Linked DNA regions of Mus musculus: region 1 is linked to region 2. A link is a loop called in an ENCODE intact Hi-C map of the cell type or tissue named here. Cell type or tissue: heart. All regions are shown on one strand.

Evidence for each region. A loop is a pair of places that touch in the nucleus more often than their neighbours do. Peaks named below come from ENCODE experiments on the same cell type or tissue, not always from the same donor. Only the 100,000 strongest peaks of a DNase experiment are listed, where the experiment ranks them.
Region 1: a loop joins it to region 2, with 2.4 times the contacts of the local background. A loop is called at or near these places in 9 of 42 quality-filtered maps.

The regions. Positions count from the first base shown.
Region 1 is chr1:34,630,527-34,638,526 of GRCm38, reverse strand. It overlaps the pseudogene AA619741. Among named protein-coding and RNA genes, the nearest start is that of Gm38647, 32 kb to the left of the region's middle. In heart, no CTCF peak of the experiment used is centred here; no DNase peak of the experiment used is centred here; H3K27ac peaks cover 356 bases; H3K27me3 peaks cover 1,353 bases.
Region 2 is chr1:34,892,298-34,900,297 of GRCm38, reverse strand. It overlaps the pseudogene Gm19430. Among named protein-coding and RNA genes, the nearest start is that of Plekhb2, 46 kb to the right of the region's middle. In heart, CTCF peaks have their summits at 3,179 (motif pointing right) and 6,332 (motif pointing left); no DNase peak of the experiment used is centred here; H3K27me3 peaks cover 1,353 bases.

The DNA of each region.
Region 1 (8,000 bases), 260 kb after region 2:
AGATCATCCTAACTAGGTTGGTAGAACAGAGGCTCAGAGTAGAACATGAGATTCTTACCTGAGGATCCAGTTGCTCCCAGCCTCCTGGTCACACTGCGCATGGCCTAGGGCAGGGGATGGAGCATATATAGGTGTGTGTGTGTGTGTGTGTGTGTGTGTGTGTGTATACATGTATGTGTGCATATGTGTTTGCATGTGTTGTGTGTGCTTGTGTGTGTGCATACATGCTGTAAAGAGACACCATGACCAAGGCAAGTCTTATAAAGGACAACATTTAATTGGTTTTGGCTTACAGGTTCAGAGGTTCAGTCCAGCATCAGGAGATAATAGAAAGGTGGGAGCAGGGGACTTTTGGTATAGCATTGGAAATGTAAATGAGCTAAATACCTAATAAAAAATGGAAAAAAAAAAGAAAAAGAAAAGAAAGGTGTGAGCAGGGCAGCATCCAGGCAGGTGTGGTGCAGGAGGAGCTGAGAGTTCTACCTCTTCATATGAAGGCTGCTAGGAGTTGTTTGCCTTGACTGAAGGTGTCCCCCCACCACCACCTTGCAGGGTGGAAGTGGTTCATTTCCTACGCTTGTGGGGGACACATAGGTCTCATTGTTAAATCTTTATAAGCTGGGGTATCTTTTGAATGGTACAGAATAGACTTCATTTTTAAACTCCATTTTTTTATTGGTTATTTTATTTATTTACATTTCTTATGTTGTCCCCCTTCCCGGTCTTCCCTCCACAAATTCCTTACCCCCATCCCCTATGCCTCTATGAGGGTGCTCCTCCACCCACCCACTTCCACATCACCACTTTAGCATCCCCCTACACTGGAGTATCAACTCTCCACAGGACCAAGGGCCTCCCCTCCCACTGAAGCCAAACAAGGTCATCCTCTGCTAGTATGTAGCTAGAGCAAGGGATCCCTCCATGTATGCTCTGGTTGGTGGTGCAGGCCCTGGGAGCTCGGAGGAGTTGGGTTAGCTGATATTGTTGTTCCTCCTATGGGGCTGCTCCCTTCAGCTCCTTCAGTCCTTCCCCTAGCTCTTCCAATGGAGTCCTCAGTCTCAGTCGATGGTTGGCTGTGAGTATCTGCATCTGTATTAGTCAGGTGCTGGCATTTTCAACTGGAGTGTGAGAGTTTTTCTCTACTGCTTGTGTGAGTTTAAGAAAGGGTTCAGGCACCTCACCTCCAAGAAGTCACCTTTGTCCATCTTTGCACTGCCTGCAAACTGCCCAGCTTGCTCCTAAGTGCAGGGCCCCGGAACTCCTGTGTGTTAGATCTCAGTACAGATGCTGCCCGAGTGGTCCCCAGCAGCAGCTGTCTCCCCACCCTTATCATAGCCGACTTCCTAATTCTCTTTGACACAGGGAAATGGCTGACACCCCACTGAGAGCCTGTGTCTGGGCATCCATTATCCTTTCTTTCCTTAAAAGAGTCTAACAGGCGTCCTAGGTACTCAGACTCTGAGGTACAGGCACCCTCATATGACTCTGTGATCCTTATTTTTCCCTTGTGGAAGTTTACCATGCTCCCCTAAGCACCTGGACCCCAAGCAATCAGAGGGTCCAGGTGGCAGGCACATACATATGATGGGTACATACTGAATAAAGGGCCACATCTTTCCCCTGCAGACTGAGAATCAGAGACAAGCACACACGCGGACGATGTTAAGATAAATGCTAAAATAAATGCGGGTGAGGTATCTTTGGCGGGCCCGTGCCAAGGTATGAAATTACACCGCTGCCCAGTTCCCTGCAAACCAAAGGAGGGGAAAGAAGAGGCCACTGGGTCCCTGTTTTCTCCAGTCTCGGGGTGGTGGAGAGAAACAACATCCTGACTGCGGCCCCTGCCTGTTTTCTGCCAGGCCTAGGACTATGTGCTGCTGCACCTGAGTCTGAGACCCCAACTGGCTCTCACTCTTACTAAGAAGTTACGCTGCCAAGCTAGCTATGTAGATCTAGGGTAAGGCTTTTTGGGGGGAGGGGAGGGTGAAAGGCTATCGGCAGACAGACAGGGAGACGAAGGAAATGGAAAGAGAGAGACAGAGATGGAGAGAGAGCGCTGGAAGGAGAGACAGAGACAGAGGCGAGGGAGAGATTGGGGGGGGGGGGCTTTTACGCTCTGCAGCTGTTGGCCCTGGGTGATGATTTAAAGCTGCCTCTAGGTGCCTGATGGCCAACAGGTGGCATGGACCGCCTCTGAAATCCTTAAGGGACCTGTTGTGTGGGCCCTAGTACTTCCCAGTACTTCCACTGTTTGGGGCCCATTTAGCTTCATAGACCCTCCATCTTGTACTAGGCTGAATTCTAAGAAACAGCTAGCTTCCCAGAAACAGTTTCTGGACAGGACACTGATGCCAAGTGACAAAGGGACCTCCAAGCGGCTTCGGAAGAAAGGAAAGAGAAAGCCTGCTTTGTTGCCTCAGGAATCCCAGCAGCAGAAAAGGCGAGCTTGTAGAAGAAGAAGATCGAAGTTTTCACTGGAAGATGCTATTCCCCGAAGTGCTGGCACCTCAGCCTGGAGCACAACCCGCCAACTGGCCAGTATATTCGGCTTCACACCGGATGAAATTCAGAGTAGCTCGGGCCAGACCTTCTCAGATGTGGATTCCTCGGACGCTGCCAGCACCTCCCGCTCTGCCTCCACCAGCCTTTCCTACAGATGGACGGTAGGCAGGAGAAAGCTGGCAGCCAAAGCGCCCAGGACCCTGCGGGCAAAGCTTTGGGCGGCCGAGCTGGATAAGCACTTCGCCTCAGACAATGCAGAAGGAGCTGCGGGCCCTGAGCAACAGGATGAAGGCATCGACAGCCACACACCTAAAAGCACGAGTGGAGAGGAATCCTCCCAGTCCTACCTCAAGGCGTGTATCACCAACTACTTTTGTGCAGCCGGGCGCTTGGCCTGCGGGGAAGAGTGTCAGGTGTTGGCGCGGAGGGTCACCCCAGAAGGCAAGGTTCAGTACCTATTGGAATGGGAGGGGACCACCCCTTGATGATTAGCCCTCAGAGGCTGCCCAGTTCCCTGAAAACCAAAGGAGGGGCAGAAGAGGCGTCTGGGTCTCTGTTTTCTCCAGTCTCGGGGTGGTGGAGAGAACCAACATCCTGGCTGCGGTCCCTGCCTGTTTCCTGCCAGGGCTAGGCCTGTATGCTGCTGTACCTGGGTCTCTAAGACCCCAACTGGCTCTCTACCATTGTCTAGAGTACACTCCATACCCCTCAAACATTTTATTGGTTCCTCTGACAGTACCCTAGCTGTGTCCCCTGATCTGAGGCCTGAATCTGTTTTTCATTGTCCCCAATTCTCCATCTTTTGCACTCTGCCCTCTCACCCCTTCCAGGTGTTTTGTGTGGTCACACATCTCCCGTGCATGCGCATACGCTCATCTGTTCCCTCACTGGGCATGCTTCACTGGGTCCTCACTGGGACTACAGGGAGGGAAGGGAACCCTGGGGGTCTTCTACTTTCTCACTAGTACCCCTCACCCCAGGAGGGTAGGGATGCCTGAGAAAGTTTACGATGCCTGGGACCCAGAGGCTGGGGAGTGATGAGCTGGGTCTCTGCTGAAGGAACTGGAATCAGGGTCCTTTATTGAGGCTGGGAGGGGAGACTAAGGGAGTCAGGGCCAAGGCTCCCAGAAGTTTGCCTATTCCCAGCAACAACCCTTCACTGTTGTCAGGGACTGGGGCCTGACCTTGCTGCGTAGACATGTTCTTAAACACATAGATGGGGAGGAAGACCAGGCCAGATTAAATCCCATCCCACACACTGTGCATACAAACACCACCACATATTCCCAAAAGGGCCTCCTGGCCCCCATCCTTGGCCTCTTCCAGGGATATATGCTTCAGTTAAATGTGAAAACCAAACTCCTGCCTCCTCTGGCCTGTGGACCAGCCTTGGCCCCACAGAGAAGCACAAAAGACCCCCCCCCCCATCACCACCACCCCTTCTCCTGCATGGCTCCTGCCTCGTCCTGGAGCTGACAATCACTTTTGGGACAGGCTGGGGGTTTCCAAGGGCCCAAATCATTGGTTCCCTTCAGAAAGGAAGTCTTTGTCATCGATGGTACAAATTGAATTCTTAGAATGGACAAACTCGGCCGTGTCTGGAGGGATACCAAAACTAGGAGGTGGGCAGGGAGCCCTTATTTTGCCTGCAAAAACAGAAACTGACTTGCTCAGCTCAGAAAATGGAAAGAAGCACCTTTGGGGTGGGAGGCAGAGGCATCGGACCTTTGGGGTGGGAGGCAGAGGCATCGGACTGGGAGCGGCCTCCCTGCCTGCTGCTGTGGCTTCCGCTGGGAGTGGGAAGATGGACTGCGTGATGGCGGCAGACTATATCAGAGGCGCCGCTTTTTCCTATGACTGGGTCCGACTCCTCCTCACCTGCCCATGAACATTAAGGGGGATCCCTGAGGTAGGTTAGATGGCCCCTGCCTTAAACCCGAGCCACCATAGTGCCTTGCAAAGGAAGCTTTCCTCTCACTAGACACAGTACCCACTTCCCTCTGCTTCCCCGTCTGGGCTCAGGCAGGGATACAAAGATGGACACCAGGCCCAGTGGTCAGACCCACAGCTGCCGCCACTGAGGTCCCCAAGTGGGGCCTGGCAGAGGGAGAGTTGTAAAGTCAACTCCCAGGCCCTATTGGCTTCAGTGAGCACGGCAACCTCCAACACATGTGTTTTCCAGGCCACTGGGGAAGCCAGAGTTAGGATGGCTATTTATACATCTGCCCCTCCCCTGCTGTGCCCCAGAAGCTCTGGGCCTGAGGAGCAGGAAGGCAGGTGGGGTGTTCATCCCATTGGGGATGCTAGCATAAGGTCTGACCAGGTCCCCGGACTCCCCACGGCAGCATTTCACCCCTACAAGATAATAGCTGCATTACTGCCAACTGACGGTATAACCCTGTGCACCTTTGAAAAAGATTTTGGTTTTAAATTGCTGCTTTTAATAATAGTTGTTATATTAAAGTTATAATTGAAGTGTCTGGTTTACAAACAACAAAACAAAACAAAAATCCCTGAACCCCTCATCCTAACATGGGTTCCCCTTTTACCTTTATAAACCGCCATTTTCCTATGGGCCACACCTGTCTTCTCTTTAGGCAGAGTTAGCCCTTGTGTCTCTTCCCCACCCCCAGGATAAATAGGTCTCCCCCCTCTCCCATGTTCCTTTCTCCTGTCTCCCTAGTCCTCGATCTCCTGTCTTTGTCTCTTATTCCCTGCTCTCTGTCCCTCTGGAGCAAATAAATTGCCTTTGTCTTGGGGGGTCCTGAGCCAGTACCAGTCCCTTCAGGAACGGCTGCCCTTCTCTGTGCTCTCCTCCCGAATGACTTTCCTCTGCGCTTATCATTACATATGAAGACAAAGTAGGAGAATGTCTTCCATGGCCTGTACCCCTCTTATGGCAAAATCGACCTAGAACTCATTTGCTGTGTTGCTAGCTGCAGCATAGCAGCTGGACCAAGCAAGGCTGTAATGTGAACTTTTCCCGTGAAGGAGACACACCCCCTCGCTGTGGAGGGTGGGGGTGGGGCTCCCTCCTGGAACCCAGATTAGGCAAAAGCCACACCCAAACACCCTGGTTTCAGAGAGAGATACTTTATTAAGGGGAAAGAAAGGTTAAAGCCACTGCTTTCTGACTGGCATAAAAACAGCCAGTGACCTAGCAGGAGTCATTTTATAGAAGAGAAAAGGGGAAGGGCTGTGTTAGACGGGCTAGGGTGTCGAGGCTTGTTTTGATTGAGCATTGTACTGGCTGGTTGTGTGTCAACACAAGCTGGAGTTATCACAGAGAAAGGACCTTCAGGTGAGGAAATGACTCCATGAGATCCAGCTGTAAGGCATTTTCTCAATTAGTGATCAAGGAGGGAGGGCCCCTTGTGGGTGGGACCATCTCTGGGCTGGTAGTCTTGGTTCTATAAGAGAGCAGGCTGAGCAAGCCAGGGGAAGCAAGCCAGTAAAGAACATCCCTCCATGTCCTCTGCATCAGCTCCTGCTTCCTGACCTGCTTGAGTTCCAGTCCTGACTTCCTTTGTTAATGAACAGCAATGTGGAAGTGTAAGCTGAATAAACCCTTTCCTCCCCAACTTGCTTCTTGGTCATGATGTTTTGTCCAGGAATAGAAACCCTAAGACAAGCATGTTAATTGGTTTTGGTTGGACATGTTTGTTAGGTGAACCAAAGGGGATTTTGATTCCTGGACTTCAATACTTGACAGCTGGACCTTGGAAGTCAGCTTAAAGAGGAGGAAGTGGTCAAATAAGGGGATAGACCTTAGTGGCTAGCTTTAGGAATGCCATCTAACAGTTTTCAGCAAGGCAGAGGAAGTAGAGGAGAAGGGCAAGACTGGCCAGAGTCCATTCATTCCCCAGACAGGGCATTACTGATGGGCCAAAATATTTCTCCCACAGTCCACCTTGAGGAGCCAATGAGTTTGCTGGACTTGCTTTATAGGAGCATTCATTGGTGACCCCACAGCAGCTATGCCTCTAGAATGTTTCACCTCAGCATGAATGACAACTTCTAAATTACTCTGTGCTTATCATTAGATTGCATGACTAAAGCTGGCATTAGGGCCTATTCCCTTATTTGTACACTTCCTCCTCCTGAGGCTGACTGCCAAGCTGCATAGACGGAGTCTCAACTTCCACAGTCCATATACTATTAGCACTGCCCATGACCAGGAGGGCAGTTATGGCCGAACACACTGCTCTCTTGGAAGCAAGGAGGCCTGGAAGCAATGAGGGATGGAACCTCAGGTCAAGATCTCACAATTTTCTTCTCTCCTTCTGTGAGAGGTCAGAGGGTCTCTTGAGGGTAGTCACAGCTGCTCCAGGGTGAAGATGGTCATGGTTGGTATGCGCCAAGAGCAGTGTTCCATTACAAAAGCACACATTGTGCACACCAAGTGTTGAAGAAGTAGACCTAAAAGCATTCTTTGAAAGATCAAGCAGATATTCATATCCCCAGCATTGTAGAGTGGATGAGCTTTTCTCCTGGCTAGAGTAAAATGCTGAGCCACATGTTAGAGGACACAAGCTAGGGAGCTCCAGGGGACACCACTGACAAAGATGTATATACATACATATATACATATATAACATTGAAATAAAATGTTTGCATAATATTTTTTTCTCATGAGCGTAGTACCCCAAAGTTAGAAAATCCCTATATCTTAACGAAGAAGACCAACATTCACATTAAAATGGGGCAAAGATTTGATGCTTCTTCGGGTGGTTACAAACACACAAGAAGGCACATAACTGTAAGTGTATCTCAAACCCTCCAGCATCATGAGATAGCCTTCTACCCATTAGGAGAGCAAGGATAAGTATTGGTGAGGATGCGAAGAAGTGAGATCTGTACACCCTACTGGTGAGCACTCACAGCATTGCCAGTGATTTAGAAAATGGTTTAGGTATTCCTGAAAATGCACTGAATTACCATCTGGCCCAGCAATTCCACCCTTCGCTATAAATCCAAAAAAAAAAAAAAAAAAAAGCATACATTCACACAGAAACTGTATGTGTGTGTTCATAGCAGCATGATGTGTAGTAGTCAGAAGTGGAAGCCACTCAAATACCCACCAGCTCTTGAATAGGTGTCGTGTGGTATGTCCATATAATGAAATATTATTCATCTATACAAAGGAATGAAACATTGATAAATGTGACATACATGAATCTTTAAAACATCAAGCTGCCTGGAGGGAAATATTCACAAGAGATCATTTGCTATGAAATTCCATTTATATGAAATATCCACAATAGGCAAATCCGTAGGGACACAAAGTAGTAGTGGTGGCTGCCGAGAGCTGGGGGAAGGGGATGGGGTTCCTTTAGGGTGTGATGAAAAATGTTCTAAAATTAGATGGACCATCACAATAGAAATGGATTTGTGGAGGTGAACATGGTTGCCCAGCTTTGAATATTATACAGTGTGTATACATGTCAACATTGCATGGTACCTCAGAAATACACGCAATGGGATATGCTAATTAAGAA
Region 2 (8,000 bases):
TTGTATACATGCTGAAATTTTCAAAGAGTAAATGTATCATTTATCTCATCCTGGAGATGCCCCCACCTTCTCACCCCCGTCCATTGCAGATTTCCATTCATTCTCATGGCCATCTGGCCGTCTCTCCTGTCCTTCCCCACACCTGACAGTGAATCCCCCATACCCTCTCTTTCCCAGTTCCCTTCCTCCACCTGCCTCTTATGACTATTTTGTTCCCCCTTCTATGTGAGATTCAAGCATCCTTGCTTGGGCCTTCTTCCTTCTTATTTAGCTTCTTTGGGTCTGTGGAGTATTTTATGGCTAATATACACTTATAAGTGAGTACATACCATGCATGTCCTTTTGGGACTGGGTTACCTCACTCAGGATGATATTCTCAAGTTCTATCCATTTGCCTCCAAAATTCATGATGTCTTGGTTTTTAATACCAGGCCTCCCCACTCTTACATAGAAAATGTACAGCTTGACATTCATGTGGATCCCAAACAACTGGAACTGGGGCTATCCCAAAAGCTGTTGCCTGTATGTGGAATATGTTCTTCTTGCTGGGCTGCCTTGTCTGGCCTCAGTGGGAGAGGAAGCGCCTATCCCTGCAGAGGCTTGAAGCGCCAGGGTGGGGAAAACCAGAGGAGCCCCACCCATCTCAGAGGAGAAGAGGAAAGAGAGGGGGGAAATTGTGGGAGGAGTGACTGGGATGGGAGCAGTGAGTAGAATGTAAAGTGAATAAATAAGAAAATTATTTATATGTATATGATGATTTGTATATGCTCAGCTCAGGGAGTGGTACTATTAAAAGGTGTGGCCTTGTTGGAGTAGGTGTGTCACTGTGTGTGTGGGCTTTGTCCTAGCTTCCTGGAAGACAGTATTCTGCTATCAGCCTTCAGATGAAGATGTAGATTCTCAGCTCCTCCTGCACTATGCCTGCCTGGATGCTCCCATGCTTCCTGTCTTGATGATAATGGACTGAACCTCTTACCCTTAAGCCAGCCCCAATTAAATGTTGTCCTTATAAGAGTTGCCTTGGTCATGGTGTCTGTTGACAGCAGTAAAACCCCAACTAAGACAAGATAGATAGATAGATAGATAGATAGATAGATAGATAGATAGATAGATAGATAGAATTGATAACCTGACAGACATTAAACTCACCTAACAAAAGATCTTCTAGGAATGTCTGTGGAGAGTTTATTGTTATTTCATTCATTAATGTGGGAAGACTTGCCCACTGTGGATGTCACCATTCCCAGGCTGAGAGCCTGGACCATGTAAATGTAAGAGGAAGTGAGCAGCAGCATGCATTCATCTTTCTGTTTCCTGACTGGAGCTGTGAAGCGATCAGCAACTTCGGGCACCCACCTTGACTGCCCTGTCATGACTGACTGTACTCTTGCACTGTGAACCGAACTAAACCCTGGAGAAAAGGATTTTATCACACAACCAAAAAGTAAGACAAATGCCATTTTATCAGAAGATATTTACTGTGGGGCCTGCTGCATGCTAAGCAAGCACTTTGCTACAAAGCTGTTGCTCTCTAGCCCCTGTGAATCATTTTATTTCAGAAGTCTGACTGCCAGAAATTTCCAAGTTCAGCAGTCAGTAATTGCAGAAAGTCTATCAGTGGGAAAGTTGATTATATCAGGTGACACAAAGCACATCCTAGAACCACAGTGCTCCTAGGAGCCTTACCTTCTGAGAGGCTGAGGTCGGACAGACCCTCCCCTAGAGGCCTGATCCTGTTACTGAGACTTGACTAAGTGTGAGAAGACACCTCATAGACCTTAAAAAATAGCATGCGTCAATGATCCATAATAATACAGTGTGTCTGGTTTTTTTTTCCATTTCATAGAATAAGGCTGGACCATCACTGGAACATTACCTTTGACATATATTGGATGTATCTTCAGATCATATCATGAGAAGCAATACAGAACAATATACTACAGTGTAATAAGTGGAACAGGGCTGGGGGCATAGTTTAGCCAATGAAATGCTCACCTTGCTTGTATCCTCGGGACTGGTGGATCCCTGGAGCTCATCAGCCAGTCAGATGTCAAACAGGTGAGCTCCAGGCTAATGAGTCTCTCTCTGTCTCTGTCTCTGTCTCTGTCTCTGTCTCACTCTCTCTCATGTACACACACATACATGCATGAATGAGGTGGATAGCATCTGTTGGACTATCCACATATTCATGCAGGCACACATGCATGCATAACACCCCCAACATACATTGTGATGGTTTGTATATGCTTGGCATGTGGGTGGGGAGACACTATTAAGAGGTGTGGCCTTGTTGGAATAGGTGTGTCACTGTGGGCGTCGGGTTTAAGACCTCTTTCCTAGTTGCCTAGAAGTGAGTCTTTCACTAGCAGCCTGCAGATGAAGACGTAGAACTCTCAGTTCTGCCTGCACCATGCCTGCCTGGATGCTGCCATGCTCCCACCTTGATGATAACGGACTGAACCTCTGAACCTGTAAGCCAGGCCCAATTAAATGTTGTCTTTATAAGAGTTGCCTTGGTCATGGTGTCTGTTCACAGCAGTAAAACCCTAACTAAGATACACACACACACCTGCATACATATGAGCCTCTCTCTGTGTCTCTGTCTCTGCCCCCTCCTCTCACAGACACACACACACACAAACACACACACACACATATACACACAGATACACACAAAGAGACACATGCTACAAATGGAGTGGATAGCATCTGAAGGACTAACCCCACATTCATGCAGTCACATGTGCATTGGGCACCCACACACACACACGCATACACACACCTGCATACACATGAACCTCTCTCTGTGTATCTCTGTGTCTTTCTGTCTCTCTCTGTCTCTCTGTCTCTCTGTCCCTGTCTCTGTCTCTCTCTCTCTCTCTCTCTCTCTTCTACACACACACACACACAGGACAGTGCAACACAATATCATATTAGACACATGTTGCCTGTCTTAGTTCCTTTTCTTGTTGCTGTGATAAAAATACTAGCAAAACCACCAATCTCTCCAATGATTCTATATTCTATTAAGTTGACAACACCATCATAGTGATTCGATGCACAATATTTTCATTTTATGATAGTGTAAATGTGATATACATAACCACAAGACTCCAATTTTTGAATTCTCAACTCTCTAGGGGATTGTGACATGTGGTCACAAGACTTGGTGAGCCACTGGGTGGCAGCAATGAGCCATAGTTCCCAACCAGCCCAGTTGTCACCAAAGGAAAACAATCTACACATGACTGTGTGCTGTGAAGCTGAGCTGGGGTGCCTACGAGGTTGGTGACTTAGATGAATTTCCAATTCTCGTGGATTCGCCAATGGGGACAATACAGTAGACTAAGTAGAGTGAAGTACTTTCCTTGCAAGCAAGAGATTTTTAGTTCAATCACAAAAATCACATTTAATAGCCAGGCAGGGGTTGAAGAGATGGCTCAATGGTTAAGAGCACTCACTGCTCTGCCAGAGGACCTGAGTTCAGTTCCCAGTGCCCATGTTGAATGTCTCACAACTGCCTATAACTATAGCTCCAGGAAATCCAATGCCTCTGGTTTCTACAGGCACCTACACTCATATGTGCTGGCCATATGCACACACACACATGCATGCACTCCCACATACACATGCACACATATACATACACCTAAAAGAAAACCACAATATAATGTAGGACCATACAAAGCAATATGGAACAGCAAAGCACTGTGTGATGTAGTCTACGAGGACGTGAAATTCAGTTCCTCACCATGCTATAGGGCATAACACCACCCATCACTACACGGCTCAGCACAGCATGATACATACTTGCCAGTATTTGGGTGGACAGGATATGAATTCAAATTCTGTCCTTGAGGAAGCCTTCTTAGTATCTTCGGTCTTCGGTTTATTCACGTAGAAAACGGGAACAGCAGGAGGAATCACTTCCACAGTTTATGGCCAACATTGTGCAGAAGCAGGCATGCAAAGCTCCAGCCCCACCTTGTGTCAGCACAGTGCAGCATAGCTCTGTACTTCTGGGCCTGATGCCTGGGTGTGCCCAGGGTGACACCGGCTCTGTACCTGAACTTCCAGATGCCTCTCACACTAGGTCACCAGGCCAGTGCTCACTCTCTTCCTATCCCTGCTTCCCCTCTGTGCTGATGTGTCTTGGAGGTGCCTAGCCATTAGCATGTAGCCTGGACTTTTTCCTGCTGTGTTAGCCAAGTTGTTCTAAAGAAGCCGAACCGACAAAAGACATATACAGTATAAAGGGGACTCGTTGGATTGACTTACACAATGGGTCCTGGGTAGTCCAGCAATGGCCAACTGCATGCTGCAGAGGATGAGAACTCCGTGGTTGCCCAGTCCATGAGGCTAGGGCATGGTCTCAACTTAGTGCTGAAGACGGGGAGGATTTCTAGAGAGCTGCTGGTCTCCAAGATGACATCAGAAAGCCAAGTAGACTGAGTTCTAGTGTCAGTGAGCACAAGCAGCAGCTGCTTGACGGCAGCAATGTAGATGCATTCACCCGCAAGGCAGGTCACCAGCAAGGCAGGCAAACGAATGCTGCTTTCCCTCAGCAGCATTCTGCAGAGGGAAGGTACTGCCTACAGGCATGCCCATTCCATCTAGCCTTTGAAACACAGGCTGAGTCTCCTCCTTCTGCCCCTCCTGCAGATTTTCAACCGTCCACACCCCCTGCCCCAAATGAGCTCAGGTCAAAAATGGGTTGCAGCCTTTGATGGGGTCCCCTGTGTCCCTCTATCCCTAGCCACCTTCTCTCCCTGATCCCTGGATTCCTTTTTTCAAGGGGAGACTTAAAAGAAAGCCTATATAAACAGGTAAGAGAGCTTATATAAACAACGAGGGGACCCCCGGTGCTCAGTAAAGGATACCCTCTTCCCATTTATGTGCCCATGATGCTGTTAACAACTAGCTGCAGAGCTGGAGTGTGCTATCTAGGACACCATGCATCTCACAGAGAGAGTCTTCCCCATCCCCTTCTTTAATCCTGCCCCCAAATGGCCTCACAGACTCACCCGCAGCAATGTCTCTTAGTTGGTTCTGGATCCAATCATGATGACAACCAGTATTAGCCATCACGCCTGTCACACCAAGAGCTGTGCAGCCTGAGCCTCTTCTACACCTGCCCCAGAAGCCTCCCTGTCCTACGGCTGTGGCGAGCTTGCTCCTCAAACTCAGCACCGAGCCTCCCCAGCCTGCACTAAGTTCCGTTTCTCACCCTGTAGTGTTAGGCTGGTACCGTCTGCCACAGCTAGAAGGACTTTTCAGAGGGAGGCCTCCATCCTTCAACAGTATTTATGAGGTTGTCACCAAGTAATGCACAAATATTCACAAGATAAAGGGCCTCACAGTGAGCCATGGAGATGACAGCTTGAGCTACGCAGAGAAATCCTTCCGACACAGTGATCAAACCAAAACAACTTTTCCACATTTATGCACGGTGGCATCTCAAAAGTCATCCATTAGAAGAATCTTTATGCCACTGCCAGCTCCAGGAGAGACACCCACCATCAGGCTTTGGGCAATGCACTCCAGGCTCTTATCCTAGGGCAGGGATGGCTAAGTGAAGCACCTGGCTCACAGGGCACAGTGTTGCATGGCCAGGACCACTAACTGGGGCTGTGGCCACACCCGGAATGGCAGGTTCCTGGAGCACCTGGGACTTCACAGATGTTTCTGCCACCCCTGGCCTTTGAACCAAGAGGCTGAGTCTCTGCCCTCTGATTCCATAGCTAGATCATCAGCTCTTTCCTCCCCCTTCCCCAAATGAGCTCAGGTCAAAAACTGAGTTACAGCCTTTGGTGGCACCTACATTGTCCCTTTATCCCTAAACAGTGCCCCCTCCCAGTGCATTCATTTCTCAAAGGAAATCTTAAAAGAAAATATATATAAACAAGTAAAGGGAACTACTATAAGCAGCCCTGCATGGGGATCCCTGGCACTCTGCAGAGGACACCCTCTTCTCACGTATGTTCACGTGCTGCTGTTAACAGATAGCTACAGAGCTAGAGTGTGCTATCTAAGACACCTTGCATATCACAACATGATAAGACCCATCCCAGAACATAAGAAAGTCCCTTATGGGATGCGCTTGTGGAGTCGCCTCATGTGAACCACAAAATAAACAGCTCCCATTCATTCCTCAAACTCTGGATGACGTCCAGACTGCCCTTCCACAGATCTACATCTGTGGGCAGAGCCCCGGCCTGGCCCCAACCTCTGCCAAAGAGAGAGATGTTGGCCCGGTTCACAAGTTCACCAAGCCAGATGGGCTCTTGAGTCTTTCTGGCTCCACTGGACAGACTAGCTCCCCCAACTGGCTCAAAGAGGTATTTTCTTAGCAAAGATTACAAGTGCAGAATGCGGCCACCAAGCTCTGCTCAGCATTCTTCTCTCTCTTGCTTATTATGAAAGCCTTGCTTACCTATGACCAGCAAGGACAGGCAGCCAAAAGAACATGGAGACAGTGCAATCACAGAGTGGAGATTTCTAAGCCCTGGGGGTTACTGGTACCCAGGCACCTCCCACAACCAACAGGTTCTTCACTCAACTCATTAGCTTGCCCTGCTCCCCATGTCTGGCTTGGTCTGAGCTAGGGCAGAGAAGCAATTACAGAGGGAGATGGGGGAATGAAACAGCAGGGCGGCTCGGTGCTAGATAGCATCATCCAACTTGTCCCTCCAAGAGAAAGAAAGCAGAGAAGGGACCAGCCGAGGAAAGGGGGAAGAGGTAGGTGCTCTAGCACCAAGCCATTCCTCACGCCCCATCTCTCCTCCATCTTTGCAAGTGTTTGTCTGCCACAACTGAGACTAGACCAGTGGGCAGGGGTGGGGAGGGGCATGTGTTGGATGAAGACTCTGGTGGGAAAACCTAGGAGATAAGAAAGAAGGGAGGAAGCAGAGGGAGGAGGAAGGAGAGAAAGTTAGGGGGAGGAGGAATGGGGATGAGATGGAAAGGCAGAAGCAGGAGTCTATAGATACACCAGGTCAGGGGGCAAGGGGCACTGCAGTCCAAATGCTATAAAGACTGTACACAGGCACCCATAGACAGCCTCCTTAGTTCACAGTGGGTCCCACACCCAGCACAGGGATATGGACTGGAGTATTCCTGTTCTTAACCACACACTGTTGCTGAGCAAGCTCCCACCCAGGCCTAGCTTACAGCAGCCGCTTACAAAACATCTGGGGAGGAAATGAGGGTGTCAGCAGATGAGAGGTGAGGTAGATGGGTACATGGGTAGATGGACGGATAAATTGATAAATGAATATCCTAAGACATAAAGTGAAGAAGTCCTTGATTTACTTCTGGTCACAACTTCTATCTAGTTCAGTGCAAAAGACTGGTGTTCAGGTCTTCCATTCACGGCTACAGTAGATCATCGGCCCTTTTATACTCTTTGAGTGCCCTAGGTACCGTGCCTGCAGACCCCATCTGGCCAGCAAGCAGAAAGAAAACTCAAGTCCATGTAGGCAGCCTACATGGATGTGGAAGGGGTGTGCCTGGATGTGGAAGGGGTGTGCCTAGAAAGGTCAGCCTGGTTTCTGCATGGCCACATCTAGCCAGAGCCCTGAGATGCAGCTGTCCAAGCTCCCATAGGAGACCTTCCAGTACAAAGGGCAAAGCCTGCCATGATAGCTGCACATCTCAGGCATCCGCACCGGTGACAAGATTGATAGTTTAGGTAGAAGTGAAAGAATGCTTAGATGCCGGCAGTCAGCAGCAGGCAGCAGGAGATCTAGGGCAGGGAGGATAGATAAGCCCACCAGGGGATTCATACTCTCTAACAGGCACATATTTTGTAGGACATGTACTCTGTGAAGCATGTATTCTCTGCGGACGCAGGTTCACACTGGACTTGTCTTCTCGGCTGTAAACTTCTCTGAGCGGTTGCCTTGGATTAAGCATTACATTAGCCTTCACCTCTCCCTGCTATCCCCCACCCCGCCAGATGCTGTGGTCATGTACTTCATAAAAGGTGCTTCTGGAACTGG